2 separate regions of the Homo sapiens genome follow, and region 1 is linked to region 2. A link is a loop called in an ENCODE intact Hi-C map of the cell type or tissue named here. Cell type or tissue: chondrocyte. All regions are shown on one strand. Each heading gives the region's core, and the rest is flanking DNA. Links, peaks and the distances in the headings are about the cores only. Region 1 overlaps MC2R (melanocortin 2 receptor). Region 2 holds the start of LOC124904257 (a long non-coding RNA gene).

Region 1 (5,382 bases), core at 316-5,315, 120 kb before region 2:
CCAAATACTGGCAAACCAAATTCAACAATATATTGGAAAGATCATTCATCATGACCAAGTGGGATTTTTTCCCTAGGATGCAAGGATGGCTTAACATATGCAACCAATGCAAAATACAATGTGATATATCATATCAAGGAATGAAGGACAAAAACCATATGATAATTTCAATGATGCTGAAAAAGCGTTTGGTAAAATCCAACATCTCTTTATAATAAAACCATCAAAAAAACTGGGTAGAGAAGGAACATACCTCAACATAATAAAAGCTATACACAACATACCCACAGCCATGCAATCCCTATCAAAATATTAAGGATGATCTTCACAAAAATAGAAAGAAAATCCTAAAATTTATATGGAACCACAAGAGACTCAGAATAGTCAAAGCTACCCTAAGCAAAAATAACAGAACTGCAGGAATCACATTACCTGACTTCACATTATACTAGAGAGCTGTAGTAACCAAAACAGGCATGGTACTGGTATAAAAACAGACACATAGACCAATGAAACAGAATACAGAACCCAGAAACAGATCCGGACACCTATGGTGAACTCATTTTTGACAAAGGTGCCAAGAACATGCAATGGGGGATAGACAATCTCTTTAATAAACGGTGCTCGTAAAACTGGATATTCATATGCAGAAGAACAAAACTAGACCCCATCTCATGCCATACACAAAAATCAAATAAAAATGGATTAAAGACTTAAATATAAGACCTCAAACTATGAAACTAATACAATAAAACATTGGGGGAAATCTCCAGGACATTGGTCTGGGCAAAAATTTCTTGAGTAATACCCGACAAGCACAGGTACCCAAACAAAAATGGACAAATGGGACCACATCAAGTTAAAAATCTTCTGCACAGCAAAGGAAACAACCCACAAAGTGAAGAGACAGCCCATAGAATGAGAGAAAATATTTGCAAACTACCTATCTGACAAGGGATTAATAACCAGAATATATAAGGAGCTCAAACAACTCTACAGGATAAAGTCTAATAATCTGATTTTTAAAATGGGCAGAAGATTTGAATAGATGTATCTCTAAAGAGGACATACACATGGCAAACAGGCATATGAAAAGGTGCTCAACATCATTGATCATTAGAGTAATGCAATGCAAAACTACAATGAGATATCATCTTACCCCAGTTAAAATGGTTTATATCCAAAAGACAGGCAATAACAAATGCTGGTAAGGATGTGGAGAAAAGGGAACCCTCATACACTGTTGGTGAGAATGAAAATCAGTATGACCATTATGGAGAACAGTTTGGAGATTCCTTGAAAAATTAAAAATAGAGTTACCATATGATCCAGAAATCCTACTGTTGGATATATACCCAAAGGGAAGGAAATCAGCATATTGAAGAGGTATCTCCACTCCTATGTTGTTGCAGCACTGTTTACAATAGCTAAGATTTGGAAGCAACCTAAGTGTTCATCAACAGATGAATGGATAAAGAAAATATGGTACATATACAAAATGGAGTACTTTACAGCCATAAAAATAATGAGATCCTGTCATTTGCAACAACATGGATGGAAGCGAAATAAGCCAGGAACAGAAAGACAAACATCACATGTTCTCACTTATTTATGGGATCTAAAAATCAAAACAATTGAACTCATGGGCATAGAGAGTAGAAAGATGGTTGCCAGAGGCTGGAAAGTTAGTGTATGTGTGGGGTGGTTCTGGAGGGAGGTGGGGATGGTTAATGGTACACAAATAGTTAGAAATAATTAATAATATCTACTATTTGATAGTACAACAGGGTGACTATAGTGAATAATAACTTAATTGTACATTTTTTAAAATAAAAAAATGCAGCCTTAAAGGAAAAATTTAAAAAACAACAAAAAACAGGAGGATGAAAATGCAGTTTTAATATCTCTATTAGAGGTATGTTTAAAGCTGTGCTGTTTCTTAGATCTCTATATGATAACATCCTTAAAAGAGAGTTTAGGTTTTTAAGAATTGTAGATTTTTTTTTTCATTTCCACAGATGTCTGCTTGTATTTTGAGTCACCCTGTTTCTTCTTCCAACGAAATAAACCCACTCAAAATGTTTTAAAAATCATAATAGGCCAGGCACGGTGGCTCATGCCTGTAATCCCAGCAGTCTGGGAGGAAGAGATGGGCAGATCACAAGGTCAGGAGATCAAGACCATCCTGGCTAACATGGTGAAATCCCTTCTCTACTAAAAATACAAAAAAAAAAAACTTAGGCAGGCGAGGTGGTGGGCACCTCTAGTCCCAGCTACTCCGGAGGCTGAGGCAGGAGAATGGCGTGAACCCGGGAGGCAGAGTTTGCAGTGAGCTGAGATAGCACCACTGCACTCCAGCCTGGGTGACAGAGCAAGACCCCGTCTCAAAAAAAAAAAAAAAAAAAGTCATAATAAAGGCCATATGTGGCAAATTCACAGCTAGCATCATACTGAATGGGGAGAAATGGAAAGCCTTTCCTCTAAGATCTAGAACAAGACAACGATGCCCACTTTTACCACTTTCGTTCAATATAATCCTGGAAGTCCTGGCAAGAGCAATTAGACAGGAGAAAAAAAAGGAAAAAAGCTGGAAGTATCATGCTACCTGATTTCAAACTATACTACAAGGCTACAGTAACCAAAACAGGTACAGTAACCAAAACAGTAACCAAAACGGTACCATGGTACTGGTACCAAAACAGACTTATAGACCAATGGAGCAGAACAGAGACCTCAGAAATAACACCACACATCTACAACCATCTGATCTTTGACAAACCCGACAAAAACAAGCAAGGGGAAAGGATCTCCTATCCATTAAATGGTGCTGGGAGAAAAGTGGCTAGCCATATGCAAAAAAACTGAAACCGGGCCCCTTCCTTATACCTTATACAAGACGAATTAAATACTTAAATGTAAAACCCAAAACCTTAAAAACACTAGAAGAAAACCTAGGCAATACCATTCAGGACACAGGCATGGGCAATGACTTCATGACAAAAATGCCAAAAGCAATTGCAACAAAAGCCACAGTTGACAAATGGGATCTAATTACACTAAAGAGCTTCTGCACAGCAAAAGAAACTATCATCAGTGTGAACAGGCAACCTACAGAATAGGATAAATTTTTTGCAATCTATCTATCTGACAAAGATCTAATATCCAGAATTTACAAGGAACTTAAACACATTTACAAGAAAAAAACAACCCCACCAAAAGTGGGCAAAGTATATGAACAGACACTTCTCAAAAGAAGACATTTATGCGGCCAACAAACAAATGAAAAAAAGCTACCATCCTGGCCAACATGGTGAAACCCCGTCTCTACTAAAAATACAAAAATTAGCTGGGCTTCGTGGCGTGTGCCTGTAGTTCCAGCTACTCAGGTGGCTGAGGCAGAAGAATCGCTTGAATCCGGGAGGCAGAGGTTGCACTGAGCCGTGATCGTGCCACTACACTCCAGCTTGGCAACAGAGCGAGACTCCCTCTAAAAAAAAAAAAAGCTCAAGATCACTGATCATCAGAGAAATGCAAATCAAAACCACAACGAGATACCATCTCATGCCAGTCAGAATGGCGATTATTAAAAAGTCAGGAAACAATAGATGCTGGCAAGGCTGTGGAGAAATAGGAACACTTTTACACTGTTGGTGGGAGTGTAAATTAGTTCAACCATTGTGAAAGACAGTATGGTGATTCCTCAAGGATCTAGAACTGGAAATACCATTTGACCCAGCAATCCCATTACTGGGTATATACCCAAAGAAATATAAATTATTCTGGCCAGGTGCGATGGTTCACGCCTGTAATCCCAGCACTTTGGAAGGCCGAGGTGGGTGGATCACGATGCCAAGAGATCGAGACCATCCTGGCCAACATGGTGAAACCCCGTCTCTACTAAAAATACAAAAATTAGCTGGGCATGATGACGCACACCTGTAGTCCCAGCTACTCAGAGAGCTGAGGCAGGAGAATTGCTTGAATCCTTGTCTTGTTCCAGATCTTAGAGGCGGAGGTTGCAGTGAGCTGAGATTGTGCCATTGCACTCCACCCTGGTGACAGAGTAAGACCCCATCTCAAAAAAGAAAAAAGAAAAAAATATATAAATCATTCTACTATAAAGACACATGCACACGTATGTTTATTGCAGCACTATTTACAATAGCAAAGACATGGTACCAACCCAAATGTCCATCAATGATAGACTGGATAAAGAAAATATGGTACACATACATCATGGAATACTATGCAGCCATAAAAAGGAATCAGATCGTGTCCTTTGCAGGGACATGGATAAAGCTGGAAGCCATCATCCTCAGCAAATTAACACAGGAACAGAAAACCAAACACTGCATGTTCTCACTCATAAGTGGGAGTTGAACAATGAGAACACATGGGCACAGAGAGGTGAACAACACACACCAGGGCCTGTTGGGGGGTGGGAGGTGAGGGGAGGGAACTTAGAGGACGGGTCAATAGGTGCAGCAAGCCACCATGGTACATGTATACCTATGTAACAAACCTGCACGTTCTGCACATGTATCCCATTTTTGTTTCTTAGAAGAAATAAAGAAAAAAAAAGAAAAGAAGAAGTCAAATTAGCCTTGTTTGCAGATGACATGATGTTATACTTAGAAAAACTTAGACTCCACCAGAAAACTGTGAGAGCTGACAAACAAATTCAGTAAAGTTGCAGAATACAAAATCAACATACAAAAATTAGTAACACTTATATACAACAACAGTGAACAATCTAAAAAAGAAATGAAAAAGTAATCCCATTTACAATAGCCTCAAATAAAATTAAATACTTTGAAATCAACCAAAGAAGTGAAAGATCTCTATGAAAACTATAAAACACTGATGAAAGAAGTTGAAGAGGACACCATAAAACAGAACAATATTCTATGCTCATGGGTTGGAATAATTAATATTGTTAAAATTTCCATACTACCCAAAGCAATTTACAGATTCAATGCAATTCCAATCAAAATACCAATGACATTCTTTGTAAAGATAGAAAAAAATCTAAAATTTATGTGGAATTGCAAAAGACCCTGAATAGCTAAAGCAGTCTGGAGCAAAAAGAGCAAAGTTGGAGGAATCACAGTACCTGACTTCCAAATTTACTACAAACACGTAGTAACAACATCAGCACGGCATCAGCATAAAAACAGTTACACAGATAAATGGAAGAGAATAAATAACCCAGCTATAAATCCATGCATTTGCAGTCGACTCACCTTCGACAAAGGTGCCAAGAACATACAATGGGGAAAGGACAGTTTTTTCAGTAAATGGTGCTGGGAAAACTGGATATCCATATGCAGAGGAATGAAACTAGGCCTCTATCTCTCACCAGACACAAAAATCAAATCAAGA
Region 2 (5,382 bases), core at 92-5,091:
ATTCTGACAAACATATTAAACCCTTGAGCTCCAGAATAATAGCAAAAGCAAGATAACAATTGCCAAAACTGGGGGGAACAAACATAAAACAGAGTTTTTCCAAATATTTTCCTCTTTAAATATTTTCCCTAATCATTTGAGAGGTTTTCTTCTCTAAATATTTCTAAATGAATGTATTTTAATGTGGATTCATAAGTTTGCATTAAACAAATTCACAACATACACTAGTAATTTCCCAATGCTAATAAGGGCGTATTTGATGACTGTGACCCAAAACATTGAGTGATAATGAAATACTTCATTTTTGACTTATGTTTGTGTTTCAGAGTGGCATGCCAAAATTCTGTTTCTAGGAAGAAATCAAAAGCAATGTCTCTAAAATCATGCTTTACCAGGAAGAATGACTTAAAAATAATAATCAGGCATTTTCTAACTTTTCCAGTCTGTGCAACTGTCATGCTTTGCTGTGGGGAAACTGCTAGTTCTAACAGAAGCATAATCAAGAAGTTCTCAACAGTGTCTTTACAGTTTGAAATGTCTCCAAAGCTGATTATATACATGTGAACATGCCTAATATATTTTCACGGTCCCAGAAGGCAAGCCTTATAGCTTTACAAATAAATGTATGTATAAAGTGGAAATCTTCATTTTTAGTTTGTTAAAAACCATGATAATTATTTTAACTAAAATAATGCAGCATTGTAAAATTACCCTATTGAATGTCTTGATTTTTTAACCTGTTTCCCTGGTAGTAAATGAGGATGATTGAAAATCCAAATTGTTATGCATCTGGGTGCTACTCAGGCTTACAGAGCAAGAAGCTTGATGAAGATGATTTAAACACAAAGAGAATTCTGGAAAGCAAATGAAATGGACTAATTTCTAAATTGATGAAAATGTAGTGTTTGATTTTATTTTTCCGGTCTGGGTAAAGGTAGTTTTGATTTAAAGAGAATGGCCAGTAGCCCTATTCAGAGTTTAGAACCTTCTGGCTGGACAAGATGACTTTTATACCCAGGGCACTGCTGCACATGCTGCCTTCAATAGATTTTGAAGGTGGGAGTGAGAAAATGATAAAGACATAATCTGAAATAGCATAGACTGGGGACGTGATTGAAAATCTAATTTGTTACACATCTGGTTGCCACTGGAGGCTTAGAGAGCAAGGAGCTTGACAAAGCTGATCACTGCTGGTTCTTAATGTCCCCTGGCAAAAGCATCTTCCGAGGGATGCTTCGCTTTCTCCTGTTTTCTTTGTCCTGCTTTCAAAAGTGCCTCTAGGTTTCCCTGAGCAGTCTAGAGGCAGGATAGTTCCAGAATTGCCTAGTCCATTAGATCCACAGTCTCCTCATGGACTCGATTCTTTCCATCCTGCCAATGTGTTTGCTTGACCTACAGCAGGTTCCTGGTGGCGAAGACAGCTGCCAAACTTCCAGCAGGGCTGCCTGCAATGGCTGTGTCCAGAGACAGAGGAGGGGCTATCCTCTCAGTATCTCTTTCTTTAGGACAAGGACACGTTTTCAAGAAGCCTCCCATAGACATACACTCACATCCCATTGGTGCCTACTAATTAGATTCTATATTTGAGCTGGAAACTGACTTTTTCCAAAGAGGAGGTTACTCCTTGAGTAAACAGGAGTTCTAATAGGTGAATTGCCGGGCAATCCAGAGAGACCATTACAGGAGAGTCACAGGGTGAAAGGCTGCTACTCTTAGAAGTGAGGTAGACAAAGCCTGTTTGACCAAAAGATACACTTTTCATACCAGATTTCTCTGACTTCTTCAATCTGGAGTCGGGAGAAGAACTTAAAAAACTACCCTTGACTACTGGATCCCTTTCTGCAGAGATTCTGATTCCATTTATCTGGGGCATGGCTGGAGCATCAGTGTTTTTGTTTTGTTTTGTTTTGTTTTTTTAGCAACTCCCATGTGATCAAATCATAGGTGAAGATTCAGAATGACCAGTGAGGGCACAACCCCTTGCTATAGAATAAGAGGTGGCAGAAATGAAGATTGCTTCTTGCTGTTCAGAAAGTTGCTTGAGACATGGAAAATGAAAAAGCAGGGAGATGGCGAGGGTTTGGTGAAGAGTACAAATGAGCACAGGGTGGATCCTCCCTGTGTTCTGAAGGCACAGAATCGGGAAACTTTATAATAAGCTAAAAGGGATGTGAGTCAAGGAAGGGCAGAGTCAGGGGACTGCCACAGTTCAGAGCTGCAAACATTTCAGGGCAGCCACTGGCTCAGGCTGAGATGTTTAAGTATCCTGTAACAATTAAAGAAGTCAAGGGAAGAGACCAAGAGAGGGACAGTTACTTGGAGAGATGCATTTTGTAAATGTGGACAGCCCTACTTACAAGAGGCATGGAAGCTCCGATCTAGACACAGGTTCACAATCAGCCCAGTCTGCATCTGCAATGACATTGCATCTGCATCTGCATTGCACATCAGTCCATCTGCAATGACAACACAGGGCTTAGAGGCAGAGTGAAACACATATGCCTTCAATACATTCAGTGGGCACTAAAGGGAGAAATGAGTTCCAGGAGCGCCAGCAGAGCACATAGCTAAATTCTACAGGAACTTAGAAAGGTTCCAGGTGCCAGCTCCAGGAACAATACACCTTAGGAAGGGAGACAGCTCCATTGCATTGACGTCCAGAGTTGGGGATTCTGGGCATCTGACATTCTTATACAGGTGCACAGAAAACTGTTTTCTTTTCACTCTTCTTCTTTCTCATGAATTCTAAGTCTACACTGATTTAAGGTTGATGGCAGTTACCTTGTGGTAAGATAGTTATGGGCACAAAAATTGGAGGACAAGAGTAGGAGGTGAGGGGAACCCCTTTATAAACTGCTGTGCTATCTGGAAAGCTCCTGTCCTTATATTTCAAGCCTATGAGGCTGATGTCGCTTTAGAATTTGGGAGGGTAGTGAACAGATTATACTGAGGACTGGCTTAATCTAACTTTGGGATGAAGGCACTTGTTCCTGTGAAAGGCATCTTAGGCAGATACTTCCAGGGAAGATGCCAAAAAGAGGCTTGAATGAAATGATGACAAAATGAGATTAATATAGACTAATAATAAAAATTAGCATTTAAAAACTTAATTTTACTTTAAGATATTCTGGATACCAATCTCTGTTTTTAAGAATTTTAATTAGCAGACTCTGTTTTCCTGTGGCAACAGTGGGAGGGATTTTTGTTATTGGGATTTTAATGGCTCTGTGAATATTTAATTACTCTGGGAGAACTGAATAATGGGAGGGGCCTTTGTGGTGATTTAGTTAAATGTAGCTGGGCATAACTTCAAAGGGGAGTGGCATGGAGGAAGTGGCCTGGAATGACCCTAAATAACAACACCTGTGCTTGGCCTCATTGGCCCTGGCTGGCTCCCAGAGAGTGCTGGGCTGGATGAGGAACCAGCAGTTAGGAGGCAGGGTCAGGCCTTCCCTGGACATCAGCATTTCCTACCCTAAAGGGAACACCCACAAGGGAGGTAAACATAGGCTTGGCTAATAAGTTCACTGGTTGACAGAATTCAAGAGGACAATGGGCCTTTAGGGGAAGGCATGTTCTCAAACTCTTCTCCCCAAGAGACAGAATACTCATTAGATAGCACTGGTCTCACAGTGCTAGGGCAATAATAGTCCTATGGTAAGGGTCTTACAAGGACACACAGGTGACATCCCAGGGCTCTCCTCTTTTGTTCTCTTTCTTGGGCCTGTATAGAGCCAGCTGCTCCCTGTGGCTTTTGCACTTTGCATTTGTATATTCTCAGGGCTTTTTACCTAGAGGTGTGTTTGTAGGTGGAGGTAGGGAGATTCTCTTAAAGCTTGGGTTTAAGCCCCGTGCTTTAGTCCAACCACCAGAGTTCTCGGAAGTGAGGTTTCAGTTACAAGGTTGGTTAATAATAAAATGCCACTTAATTTCCCCATTTTCCATTGTCTCCTGATTCCTAGATCTCCCTGGGAAACCTCCTGCAAAGGACAGGGCCAAGACGGATTGGGCACTTCTTGGTCTTCTTGTCAAATACCATATAGTACCCCCTCACCCTGCCTCATGTTTTCTACATTGCACCCAGTGCCATGGTATTTCTGAATGTGTGTGCGTGGGACCTAGCATTTCCTATACTGCCCCTATTTCCCAGACTGCGGGTCCCCTCCTGGTTTCTCATGCTTCTCATTCCAGGCTGAAACTCATGTTCAATTTTCACCACAGTTTAATGAACATTTCATAACCACCTCCACCCTTGTTTATCTTCTGCCACATTTGTCTTACTCATCCAATCGCACACTTATGCCAGGGGAAAGTGGGGAGGGAGTCCTGCTGGGCTGCAGGAGGTCTGTATTATTCAGCAACTGCATAACAAACAGCTCAATGCAGTGGCTTCAACAACAGCTGCTTGTCTCTCTCACTCACGACACAATGTCTCTTGTTCCTTTCCTTGATTGCACTGAGTTTTTCTGGGAATATCTAAGTCTTGACTGAGTTGTTCACACGTTTGCACTTTCCAGCCTCAGATGGTCAGCTCAATCCTCTTTTGGAAGTATTCATGTTCTGCCTAGTTGACAGTCTTCAGCACTCCAGCACCATCACACTCTCCCTCAAATGCCATGCTCTTTGCCTGATATTAGGAAACTTTGAAATATTTAATTCTATCAAATAACTTGGAAGCAATTTTACTTGAAGTTTATAACAACATATTATAACAAATGCAATCTAATTTAGCATCCACAGTCAGATGTTCCATAAAAAAGGAAAGATATCAACTAAGAACAATTAGTTATTTTGGAGGAGTCTGTGCTTTGCTTCTTCTATTGTTTTCTTATCTTCCCATGCTTGCCAATGGGCAAGTTGCAGCTGGTACCCATGGCTTCACTTATTGGAGAAACTTGGAGTTGCAAAAGTTATAAATAACAACTGGATGTTTTTCTGTAAATGGAGAAGAGACCACCCATTTTCAGTTTTAGCAGAGGCAGCTTTGATGCATCTCATGGAACACTAATGTCCTACAAGTGCATCAAAACTTCTCCTGCACAGTCCCCATAAAGCTGCTCCATACTTGTCTCCTACTCACCAAACTCCTCAACTCACACACATTCTTTCATTATCAACCTCACCTTATCAATGAGAAAATAAAGGTCAGGTTTGATTCCTTTCAATTCTCATTTCCTTCACCCAAATTTCTATGTTTATTTACTTTTATTATAAAACTAATATGTGAATACGTATTTGTAAAGATTTCACAAAATAAGTAAGAACATAGTAAAATATGTTCCCCCCACTGGGAGAGAATATCTTTTCCCCCTTCTTCCTCAGTAATTGAATCCCCAAATTTATGTTAGTCATGTAGCCACTCAGAGACTTTTTCCCCAAGCT

Evidence for each region. Peaks named below come from ENCODE experiments on the same cell type or tissue, not always from the same donor. Only the 100,000 strongest peaks of a DNase experiment are listed, where the experiment ranks them.
Region 1: it touches region 2 in a loop (2.4-fold over the local background); 2 of 110 quality-filtered maps call a loop at or near these places.

The regions. Positions count from the first base shown.
Region 1 is chr18:13,901,995-13,907,376 of GRCh38, forward strand. All of the region lies in intron 1 of MC2R (melanocortin 2 receptor), which reads right to left. Among named protein-coding and RNA genes, the nearest start is that of MC2R, 11 kb to the right of the region's middle. In chondrocyte, for the core only: no CTCF peak of the experiment used is centred there; no DNase peak of the experiment used is centred there.
Region 2 is chr18:14,022,078-14,027,459 of GRCh38, forward strand. LOC124904257 (a long non-coding RNA gene) reads right to left here and starts at 2,447. Exons shown (of 2, transcript XR_007066302.1): 1 at 2,358-2,447. RefSeq lists an enhancer at 3,188-4,011. In chondrocyte, for the core only: no CTCF peak of the experiment used is centred there; no DNase peak of the experiment used is centred there.